2 separate regions of the Homo sapiens genome follow, and region 2 is linked to region 1. Evidence: read pairs that join two places in POLR2A ChIA-PET (ENCODE). Cell type or tissue: A673. All regions are shown on one strand. Links, peaks and the distances in the headings refer to the core of each region. The heading gives the core; the rest is flanking DNA.

Region 1 (5,377 bases), core at 83-5,082:
GTTATTTTTTACTTGAAGCATTTTGGGATGGTCTTAACAGGGAAGAGAGAGGGTGGGGGAGAAAATGTTTTTTTCTAAGATTTTCCACAGATGCTATAGTACTATTGACAAACTGGGTTAGAGAAGGAGTGTACCGCTGTGCTGTTGGCACGAACACCTTCAGGGACTGGAGCTGCTTTTATCCTTGGAAGAGTATTCCCAGTTGAAGCTGAAAAGTACAGCACAGTGCAGCTTTGGTTCATATTCAGTCATCTCAGGAGAACTTCAGAAGAGCTTGAGTAGGCCAAATGTTGAAGTTAAGTTTTCCAATAATGTGACTTCTTAAAAGTTTTATTAAAGGGGAGGGGCAAATATTGGCAATTAGTTGGCAGTGGCCTGTTACGGTTGGGATTGGTGGGGTGGGTTTAGGTAATTGTTTAGTTTATGATTGCAGATAAACTCATGCCAGAGAACTTAAAGTCTTAGAATGGAAAAAGTAAAGAAATATCAACTTCCAAGTTGGCAAGTAACTCCCAATGATTTAGTTTTTTTCCCCCCAGTTTGAATTGGGAAGCTGGGGGAAGTTAAATATGAGCCACTGGGTGTACCAGTGCATTAATTTGGGCAAGGAAAGTGTCATAATTTGATACTGTATCTGTTTTCCTTCAAAGTATAGAGCTTTTGGGGAAGGAAAGTATTGAACTGGGGGTTGGTCTGGCCTACTGGGCTGACATTAACTACAATTATGGGAAATGCAAAAGTTGTTTGGATATGGTAGTGTGTGGTTCTCTTTTGGAATTTTTTTCAGGTGATTTAATAATAATTTAAAACTACTATAGAAACTGCAGAGCAAAGGAAGTGGCTTAATGATCCTGAAGGGATTTCTTCTGATGGTAGCTTTTGTATTATCAAGTAAGATTCTATTTTCAGTTGTGTGTAAGCAAGTTTTTTTTTAGTGTAGGAGAAATACTTTTCCATTGTTTAACTGCAAAACAAGATGTTAAGGTATGCTTCAAAAATTTTGTAAATTGTTTATTTTAAACTTATCTGTTTGTAAATTGTAACTGATTAAGAATTGTGATAGTTCAGCTTGAATGTCTCTTAGAGGGTGGGCTTTTGTTGATGAGGGAGGGGAAACTTTTTTTTTTTCTATAGACTTTTTTCAGATAACATCTTCTGAGTCATAACCAGCCTGGCAGTATGATGGCCTAGATGCAGAGAAAACAGCTCCTTGGTGAATTGATAAGTAAAGGCAGAAAAGATTATATGTCATACCTCCATTGGGGAATAAGCATAACCCTGAGATTCTTACTACTGATGAGAACATTATCTGCATATGCCAAAAAATTTTAAGCAAATGAAAGCTACCAATTTAAAGTTACGGAATCTACCATTTTAAAGTTAATTGCTTGTCAAGCTATAACCACAAAAATAATGAATTGATGAGAAATACAATGAAGAGGCAATGTCCATCTCAAAATACTGCTTTTACAAAAGCAGAATAAAAGCGAAAAGAAATGAAAATGTTACACTACATTAATCCTGGAATAAAAGAAGCCGAAATAAATGAGAGATGAGTTGGGATCAAGTGGATTGAGGAGGCTGTGCTGTGTGCCAATGTTTCGTTTGCCTCAGACAGGTATCTCTTCGTTATCAGAAGAGTTGCTTCATTTCATCTGGGAGCAGAAAACAGCAGGCAGCTGTTAACAGATAAGTTTAACTTGCATCTGCAGTATTGCATGTTAGGGATAAGTGCTTATTTTTAAGAGCTGTGGAGTTCTTAAATATCAACCATGGCACTTTCTCCTGACCCCTTCCCTAGGGGATTTCAGGATTGAGAAATTTTTCCATCGAGCCTTTTTAAAATTGTAGGACTTGTTCCTGTGGGCTTCAGTGATGGGATAGTACACTTCACTCAGAGGCATTTGCATCTTTAAATAATTTCTTAAAAGCCTCTAAAGTGATCAGTGCCTTGATGCCAACTAAGGAAATTTGTTTAGCATTGAATCTCTGAAGGCTCTATGAAAGGAATAGCATGATGTGCTGTTAGAATCAGATGTTACTGCTAAAATTTACATGTTGTGATGTAAATTGTGTAGAAAACCATTAAATCATTCAAAATAATAAACTATTTTTATTAGAGAATGTATACTTTTAGAAAGCTGTCTCCTTATTTAAATAAAATAGTGTTTGTCTGTAGTTCAGTGTTGGGGCAATCTTGGGGGGGATTCTTCTCTAATCTTTCAGAAACTTTGTCTGCGAACACTCTTTAATGGACCAGATCAGGATTTGAGCGGAAGAACGAATGTAACTTTAAGGCAGGAAAGACAAATTTTATTCTTCATAAAGTGATGAGCATATAATAATTCCAGGCACATGGCAATAGAGGCCCTCTAAATAAGGAATAAATAACCTCTTAGACAGGTGGGAGATTATGATCAGAGTAAAAGGTAATTACACATTTTATTTCCAGAAAGTCAGGGGTCTATAAATTGACAGTGATTAGAGTAATACTTTTTCACATTTCCAAAGTTTGCATGTTAACTTTAAATGCTTACAATCTTAGAGTGGTAGGCAATGTTTTACACTATTGACCTTATATAGGGAAGGGAGGGGGTGCCTGTGGGGTTTTAAAGAATTTTCCTTTGCAGAGGCATTTCATCCTTCATGAAGCCATTCAGGATTTTGAATTGCATATGAGTGCTTGGCTCTTCCTTCTGTTCTAGTGAGTGTATGAGACCTTGCAGTGAGTTTATCAGCATACTCAAAATTTTTTTCCTGGAATTTGGAGGGATGGGAGGAGGGGGTGGGGCTTACTTGTTGTAGCTTTTTTTTTTTTTACAGACTTCACAGAGAATGCAGTTGTCTTGACTTCAGGTCTGTCTGTTCTGTTGGCAAGTAAATGCAGTACTGTTCTGATCCCGCTGCTATTAGAATGCATTGTGAAACGACTGGAGTATGATTAAAAGTTGTGTTCCCCAATGCTTGGAGTAGTGATTGTTGAAGGAAAAAATCCAGCTGAGTGATAAAGGCTGAGTGTTGAGGAAATTTCTGCAGTTTTAAGCAGTCGTATTTGTGATTGAAGCTGAGTACATTTTGCTGGTGTATTTTTAGGTAAAATGCTTTTTGTTCATTTCTGGTGGTGGGAGGGGACTGAAGCCTTTAGTCTTTTCCAGATGCAACCTTAAAATCAGTGACAAGAAACATTCCAAACAAGCAACAGTCTTCAAGAAATTAAACTGGCAAGTGGAAATGTTTAAACAGTTCAGTGATCTTTAGTGCATTGTTTATGTGTGGGTTTCTCTCTCCCCTCCCTTGGTCTTAATTCTTACATGCAGGAACACTCAGCAGACACACGTATGCGAAGGGCCAGAGAAGCCAGACCCAGTAAGAAAAAATAGCCTATTTACTTTAAATAAACCAAACATTCCATTTTAAATGTGGGGATTGGGAACCACTAGTTCTTTCAGATGGTATTCTTCAGACTATAGAAGGAGCTTCCAGTTGAATTCACCAGTGGACAAAATGAGGAAAACAGGTGAACAAGCTTTTTCTGTATTTACATACAAAGTCAGATCAGTTATGGGACAATAGTATTGAATAGATTTCAGCTTTATGCTGGAGTAACTGGCATGTGAGCAAACTGTGTTGGCGTGGGGGTGGAGGGGTGAGGTGGGCGCTAAGCCTTTTTTTAAGATTTTTCAGGTACCCCTCACTAAAGGCACCGAAGGCTTAAAGTAGGACAACCATGGAGCCTTCCTGTGGCAGGAGAGACAACAAAGCGCTATTATCCTAAGGTCAAGAGAAGTGTCAGCCTCACCTGATTTTTATTAGTAATGAGGACTTGCCTCAACTCCCTCTTTCTGGAGTGAAGCATCCGAAGGAATGCTTGAAGTACCCCTGGGCTTCTCTTAACATTTAAGCAAGCTGTTTTTATAGCAGCTCTTAATAATAAAGCCCAAATCTCAAGCGGTGCTTGAAGGGGAGGGAAAGGGGGAAAGCGGGCAACCACTTTTCCCTAGCTTTTCCAGAAGCCTGTTAAAAGCAAGGTCTCCCCACAAGCAACTTCTCTGCCACATCGCCACCCCGTGCCTTTTGATCTAGCACAGACCCTTCACCCCTCACCTCGATGCAGCCAGTAGCTTGGATCCTTGTGGGCATGATCCATAATCGGTTTCAAGGTAACGATGGTGTCGAGGTCTTTGGTGGGTTGAACTATGTTAGAAAAGGCCATTAATTTGCCTGCAAATTGTTAACAGAAGGGTATTAAAACCACAGCTAAGTAGCTCTATTATAATACTTATCCAGTGACTAAAACCAACTTAAACCAGTAAGTGGAGAAATAACATGTTCAAGAACTGTAATGCTGGGTGGGAACATGTAACTTGTAGACTGGAGAAGATAGGCATTTGAGTGGCTGAGAGGGCTTTTGGGTGGGAATGCAAAAATTCTCTGCTAAGACTTTTTCAGGTGAACATAACAGACTTGGCCAAGCTAGCATCTTAGCGGAAGCTGATCTCCAATGCTCTTCAGTAGGGTCATGAAGGTTTTTCTTTTCCTGAGAAAACAACACGTATTGTTTTCTCAGGTTTTGCTTTTTGGCCTTTTTCTAGCTTAAAAAAAAAAAAAGCAAAAGATGCTGGTGGTTGGCACTCCTGGTTTCCAGGACGGGGTTCAAATCCCTGCGGCGTCTTTGCTTTGACTACTAATCTGTCTTCAGGACTCTTTCTGTATTTCTCCTTTTCTCTGCAGGTGCTAGTTCTTGGAGTTTTGGGGAGGTGGGAGGTAACAGCACAATATCTTTGAACTATATACATCCTTGATGTATAATTTGTCAGGAGCTTGACTTGATTGTATATTCATATTTACACGAGAACCTAATATAACTGCCTTGTCTTTTTCAGGTAATAGCCTGCAGCTGGTGTTTTGAGAAGCCCTACTGCTGAAAACTTAACAATTTTGTGTAATAAAAATGGAGAAGCTCTAAATTGTTGTGGTTCTTTTGTGAATAAAAAAATCTTGATTGGGGAAAAAAGATGGGTGTTCTGTGGGCTTGTTCTGTTAAATCTGTGGTCTATAAACACAGCACCCATAATTACAGCATAATCTTCAAGTAGGGTACGGACTTTGGGGGATTGGTGCGAGGGTAGTGGGTGAGTGGCCTACTAAAAAGCCCAGTAACCCCCACAGGAAAATAGGGAACTTCTTTTTAAGTAGCCTCCTTTCCACTATTTAGTAATTGGCTGTGAGCTGGGCTGGGGGAGAAATGGGGCGGGGTGTGTGTGTCATTGGAAAGCTCTCTTTTTTGTTTTTTTGAGACAGTCTCACTTTGTCCCCCAGGCTGGAGTGTAGTGGCATGATCTCTGCAAACTGCAACCTCCACTTCTGGGGTCCAAGT
Region 2 (5,360 bases), core at 361-5,360, 770 kb after region 1:
TGGCTCACTGCAGTCTCCAACTCTTGGGCTGAAGCAGTCCTCCTGCCTTGTCCTCCTGAGTAGCTGGGAATACAGAGGCACACCACCACACCTGGCACATTTTTTAATTTTTTGTAAAGACAGGGTCTCGATATGTTTCCCAGCCTGATCTCAAACTCCTGGGCTTAAATGATTCTCGTGCCTCGGGCTTCCAAAGTGTTGGGATTACAGGTGTCAGTCACTGCACCCAGCCTTAAGTGCAATTTTCACTGCAACTTGACCACCTCTTCCTGGTGACTTCATAACAGGTTTTTGTTGTTGTTGTTGTTGTTGTTGTTGTTGTTGTTGTTGTTGTTGTCTCCAAAGAGATGGGGTTAGCCGGGTGCGGTGGCTCAGGCCTGTAATCCCAGGACTTTGGGAGGCCGAGGTGGGTGGATCACGAGGTCAGGAGATCGAGACCATCCTGGCCAACATGGTGAAATCCCGTCTCTACTAAAAATACAAAAATTAGCTAGTCATGGTGGCGCATGCCTGTAATCCCAGCCACTCTGGAGGGTGAGACAGGAGAATCACTTGAACCAGGGAGTCGGACGTTGCAGTGAGCCGAGATCGTGCCACTGCACTCCAGCCTGGTGAGAGAGCGAGACTCTGTCTCGAAAAAACAAAAGAAAAGAGAGACGGGGTTGTGCTGCATCACCCAGGCTGGTCATACACTCCTAGGCTCCAAGGATCCTCCTCCTGTTTCAGCCTCCCCAGTAGCTGGAACCACAGGCACACGCCACAGCACCCAGCCATCAGTCTCTCTACGTGGGTTTTCAACTTAATAGGTTCTAGGCTGGGCCCTGGCTTCTACTTCTGGGGCCTTCTCTGCCAAGCTAGGCACACGCAGGGCATGTACTGGGGATTCCCTAAATAGCTCCTACTGGACCAAACCATGAAGTTTCAGAAATCAGGTTAGGATACCCAGCTCTGTTGCCTTGGCAGGTCACGTGTCTTGATTTCTTTCTCCATAAAGTGAGAATTTAGACTCAGCAAGCTGAGAGCCCTTTGGGCTAGCTGTTTGTGGAGGGAGGCATCAGCCCTCCCTGACCGGGACTGTTGGGAAGATCTGGTGAGCACCATAGTATTCTAAACCAAGGGATGGCCAGGCGCAGTGGCTCACCCCTGTAATCCCAGCACTTTCAGAGGCCAAGGCAGGTGAATCAATTGAACCCGGGAGTTTGAGACCAGCCTGGGCAACATAGTGAGACCCCATCTCTACAAAAAATGAAAAGATTAGCCAGGGGCCGGGTGTGGTGGCTCACACCTGTAATCCCAGCACTTTGGGAGGCCAAGGCAGGTGGATCACCTGAGGTCAGGAGTTCGAGACCAGCCTGGCCAACATGGTGAAACCCTGTCTCTACTAAAAATACAAAACTTAGACAAGCATGGTGGCAGGTGCCTGTAATCCCAGCTACTCGGGAGGCCGAGGCAGGAGAATTGCTTGAACCCGGCAGACAGAGGTTGCAGTGAGCCAAGATCGCGCCATTGCACTCCAGCCTGGGCAACAAGAGCAAAACTCAGTCTCAAAAAAAAAAAAAAAAAAAAAAAAAATTAGCTAGAAGTGGTGGTGGTGGTGGACACCTGAAGTCCCAGCTACGCAGGAAGCTGAGGTGGGAAGATCACTTTGAGCCCGCAAGGTAGAGGCTGCAATGAGCCGTGATCACTTCAGTGCACTGTAGCCTGGGTGACAGAGTGAGACCTTATTGCTAAAAAAAAAATAAAAATAAACCAAGGGATGCCTCATGGGGTGGGGGAATCCTGTAATTGTGACTCCAGGATGATGGTAGGTGGGCTCCCTGCCTCCCTTCACGCCTTCCCATCTTCTCTCTCCAGTGACTACCTGTTTAAGCTGCTTTTGATTGGCGACTCAGGCGTGGGCAAGTCATGCCTGCTCCTGCGGTTTGCTGTGAGTAAGAAGCCTCCCATACCATCCACCTGGGGTCCTGACTGGCAGCTGGGGGGAGAAGGGACAACACAGAGCACAGTAGTTGCAAGATCTGGGAACCAGGGGTGAAGCTGTAAGACCTGCCACCAGCACATCTGCCCTGAACAAGACAGGGCTGGCCAGCTGAGTGCTGGGAATTGGGGCTTGGTGGTTCGGAGACCCAGCTGGGGCAGGGAACTGGAGGGAGGCTCTCCAAGTGGGCCTCACCTCATTAACTCCCATGATTTCATTGGCCCCTGAACTTTCAGGATGACACGTACACAGAGAGCTACATCAGCACCATCGGGGTGGACTTCAAGATCCGAACCATCGAGCTGGATGGCAAAACTATCAAACTTCAGATCGTGAGTGTCGCTCTTCCCAAAATCCCCAGTACAGAGGTATCCACCTTGGGAGGGAAGGGACTCTGGGACTCTGGACCTCAGCTGACCTGCTCCTCTGCCTACTGTCTCCTAGTGGGACACAGCGGGCCAGGAACGGTTCCGGACCATCACTTCCAGCTACTACCGGGGGGCTCATGGCATCATCGTGGTGTATGACGTCACTGACCAGGTACTCCTGGACTAGCCATCCTCAGCTTGGCCTCCTTAGCCTTAGGTCTTTGACTCTTCTTTTTCCTCCTTCCATCCTCTCTTTCCTGATGCTTCCTGGAAAGGACACTATTTGTCTGCTTACAGGAACTAACTAGGAAAAAGAAAAAAAATAGGTGACTGTACTTGGACTCATTTCACAAGGAGGGAAACAGCCACAGAAATGGATCCTCTGAAGGCCCTGCTGCAGGTTCTGGCAGGACAAGGCCTCACACCTTCCCTCCCCACCAAGCCAAACTTGCCACCTTATTGTAGACCTTCTGGGCACCTTTGTGTTGTGGGAGTTTAGTCAGGCGGTTGGCTGCTATGCTGGGCCTGTGGCTTCCTGTGTGAAGACACAGTGCAGGGGGACAATTAGAGGGCCTTAGACAAAGAAGCAGGGAAGCTTGAGCTCTGGGCCCAATGTGAGCAGAGATCCAGAAGCTCTGCCTCCAGCAGCAGCGTTAGTCCCATGTGACTAGCAGTGGTGGTAGCAAGGGCTGGAAATGGTTCCATGAAACCTTATAGTTTACAGAACCTGGCCCAGCCCTCAGATTGCCTCTGATGCTCAGAAGAGGTCTGTGTTCCCATCGCACAGGTAAGGAGCTGGGCTCAGGATGGTGAGGTGACTTGCCGAGGGTCCTTCAGCTAGTCCGGTGGCAGAGGCAGAAAGCCTGGATGGCTCATTCCACCTGCTTTGTTTTTTCTACCAAATGTTGTTGCTTAACAGGGCCAATCCCTGAAGATAAGGAGAAGCTTAAATCAGCCGTGGGCCGGGAAGAGTCCCTGTCTGAGGAGCAGCCGGGCTCTTTAGCTCACCAGGGACTCATGATGTCCCCAGCTCTGGACGAGCTGTGGGGAAGCTACATACCACCCAGACAAGTTACCAGGGCCCACCTGACTGCCATATATCCAGTGATCTTATTTCAGCACATTGACCTCTCGTGGCTTTGGACACTGCTCTCTTCTCTCTCCTTGAAAAGTGGACCATCCCCCGCTCCTCAGTCTCCTGCAGCACTCGATTCTCTATTGTCAGTGTCTATTTGCTGGTCTGTCCAGTGCTGCCTCCCATCACCCTGTGTTTGGTGCTTCCCCACTGCCCTGGACTCTCCTCCTTACTCTTGTGCATGGCTGCGGCCACTCTGTGGTTTGCTTCTGCCTTGTGTTCTGTGATTCCTGCATCTAACAGCCGTGGCTGTGGCTTCCCTCCTCTGTCCATGTCTACACTGGCACTTTGTGTCTGTATTAATCCTGATCTTCATGATCTTCTCTAGTAAACTAAATGGTGAGGTTTGTGTTTTCTAGATGAGGAAACTTGCTTGGAGAGGTGTTAAGTAACTTGCCACCGGTCTCACGGGAAGGGCAAAGCCAGTTTTGGAGGGCTCTTGGCTTTTGAGCACACCCTTTCCCACCCTCAAGCAGCCTCTGCAGAACTCAGATGTCCAGCGCTGGCCTCACTGTCTCTCCCCAAACCAGCGCCTCTATCCCCATTTTTAATATTTTTATTTATTTTAAGACATGGGGTCTCACTCTGTCACCCAGACTGCAGTGCAGTGGTGTGATCATAGCTCATTGTAACCTCAACCTCCTGGGCTTAAGGGATCCTCCTGCTTCAGTCTCCTAAGTCACTGGGACTATAGACACACACCACCATGCCCCAGCTGCATCCCCATCTTTGTGACACAATCCTTGTCAGCCTGACCAGAAAACTCTTCCCTCCCCCATCCAGTCAGTCTCGAGTCCCCTCTATTCTCTCCCCATCATCTTTCTGAAATCTGTCCCCTCATAATAATAGCAGTGATGAGGATAATAGCAGCTCTTGCCAATTAAGCACTTGTTATGAGACAAGCCTGTGTTCATTCTCTTCATGCTCACAATCAGCCCTTCTAGGAGGTACTGTTTATAGAAATGAGGAAACTGAGGCTCAGAGTGGTCAGGTAACATACCTGGGGTCACACAGTAAATGGCTGAGCCAGGCCTTCAGCAGCAGTGGTCTGACTAAATCCTGTGTGCTTCCCTGGCTCAGTGCACGTTCTCTTCCCTGAGTTATTCCAGCCATTCCCAGTTGGTCTCTATCTTGCTATTCTGATCTGGGCTCTGCCTCCTGTCAGGACTAGCATAGGTGTGATCCTGTTGCTTCTGGCCTAAGAAACGCCCACTGGCTCCTGGTCTAAGTCCAAGACTTAGCCATGCTAAGACAGTCTGTGCTCTGGCCTCTCCCCAATCCCCCCTCTTTCCTCCCCTCTTCCCCCTCTCCCCTCTTGCCTTTCTCCTCCCCACTCCCCCATTCCCCCTCCCTGTCCCCCCTCCCTGTTGAGTGTCTGCATCCCAGCAACATTCCATTTCCTCCCATTCCCCAGACACACCATGCCCCTCCCGTTCAGTGACCTGGCACATGCTGGCTCCCCAGCTGGCACCTCTCCTGCACAAGGCCAGTTCCCACCTGCAGGCTTAGGTCCACTGTTGCTCCCACCTCAAGCAGAGGTGGTCTGGGGGCTCCCCAGCCCCTGCCTTCTAACCTGTTTTGCCCTTGTGTGTGGCCTGGTCTATTCATCTACTGTCCCGTGAATGTGTTAGGGCAGGGCCCAAGTATGATTTCCCCCTTTGTCCCCAGCACTTAGCACAGGACCCAACTTGGAACATGGCAAGAGGTCTAAGTTTGAGCCAGTGTGATATGACCAGGCTTCTGGCTCCTAAGGAGTATAAGTGGCCCTAGCTTGAGCACTTTCCTGAAAGTCCTGTCCTTTGTGTGTGGGGTAGGGGCGCAAGTGCTGGGAGAGTCTGAAGCCAAGTAATGAGGCTGTTGGTGCCAAAAGTAGGATGAA

What was found. ChIA-PET counts read pairs that join two places held together with the same protein. Peaks named below come from ENCODE experiments on the same cell type or tissue, not always from the same donor. Only the 100,000 strongest peaks of a DNase experiment are listed, where the experiment ranks them.
Region 2: POLR2A ChIA-PET joins it to region 1 with 5 read pairs; 7 of 35 experiments call an interaction of 5 or more read pairs at or near these places.

The regions. Positions count from the first base shown.
Region 1 is chr11:65,501,503-65,506,879 of GRCh38, forward strand. It overlaps MALAT1 (metastasis associated lung adenocarcinoma transcript 1), which reads left to right. Exons shown (of 1, transcript NR_002819.5): 1 at 1-5,014. It also overlaps TALAM1 and MASCRNA. Among named protein-coding and RNA genes, the nearest start is that of MALAT1, 5.1 kb to the left of the region's middle. RefSeq lists an enhancer at 5,270-5,369. In A673, for the core only: no CTCF peak of the experiment used is centred there; DNase peaks (open chromatin) are centred at 1,735 and 2,772; H3K4me3 peaks cover 5,000 bases; H3K27ac peaks cover 4,572 bases.
Region 2 is chr11:66,269,943-66,275,302 of GRCh38, forward strand. It overlaps RAB1B (RAB1B, member RAS oncogene family), which reads left to right. Exons shown (of 6, transcript NM_030981.3): 2 at 1,855-1,927; 3 at 2,215-2,310; 4 at 2,423-2,518. LOC107984340 (a long non-coding RNA gene) reads right to left here. Exons shown (of 2, transcript XR_001748274.1): 2 at 2,215-2,650. Among named protein-coding and RNA genes, the nearest start is that of RAB1B, 4.0 kb to the left of the region's middle. RefSeq lists an enhancer at 1,944-3,143. In A673, for the core only: no CTCF peak of the experiment used is centred there; no DNase peak of the experiment used is centred there.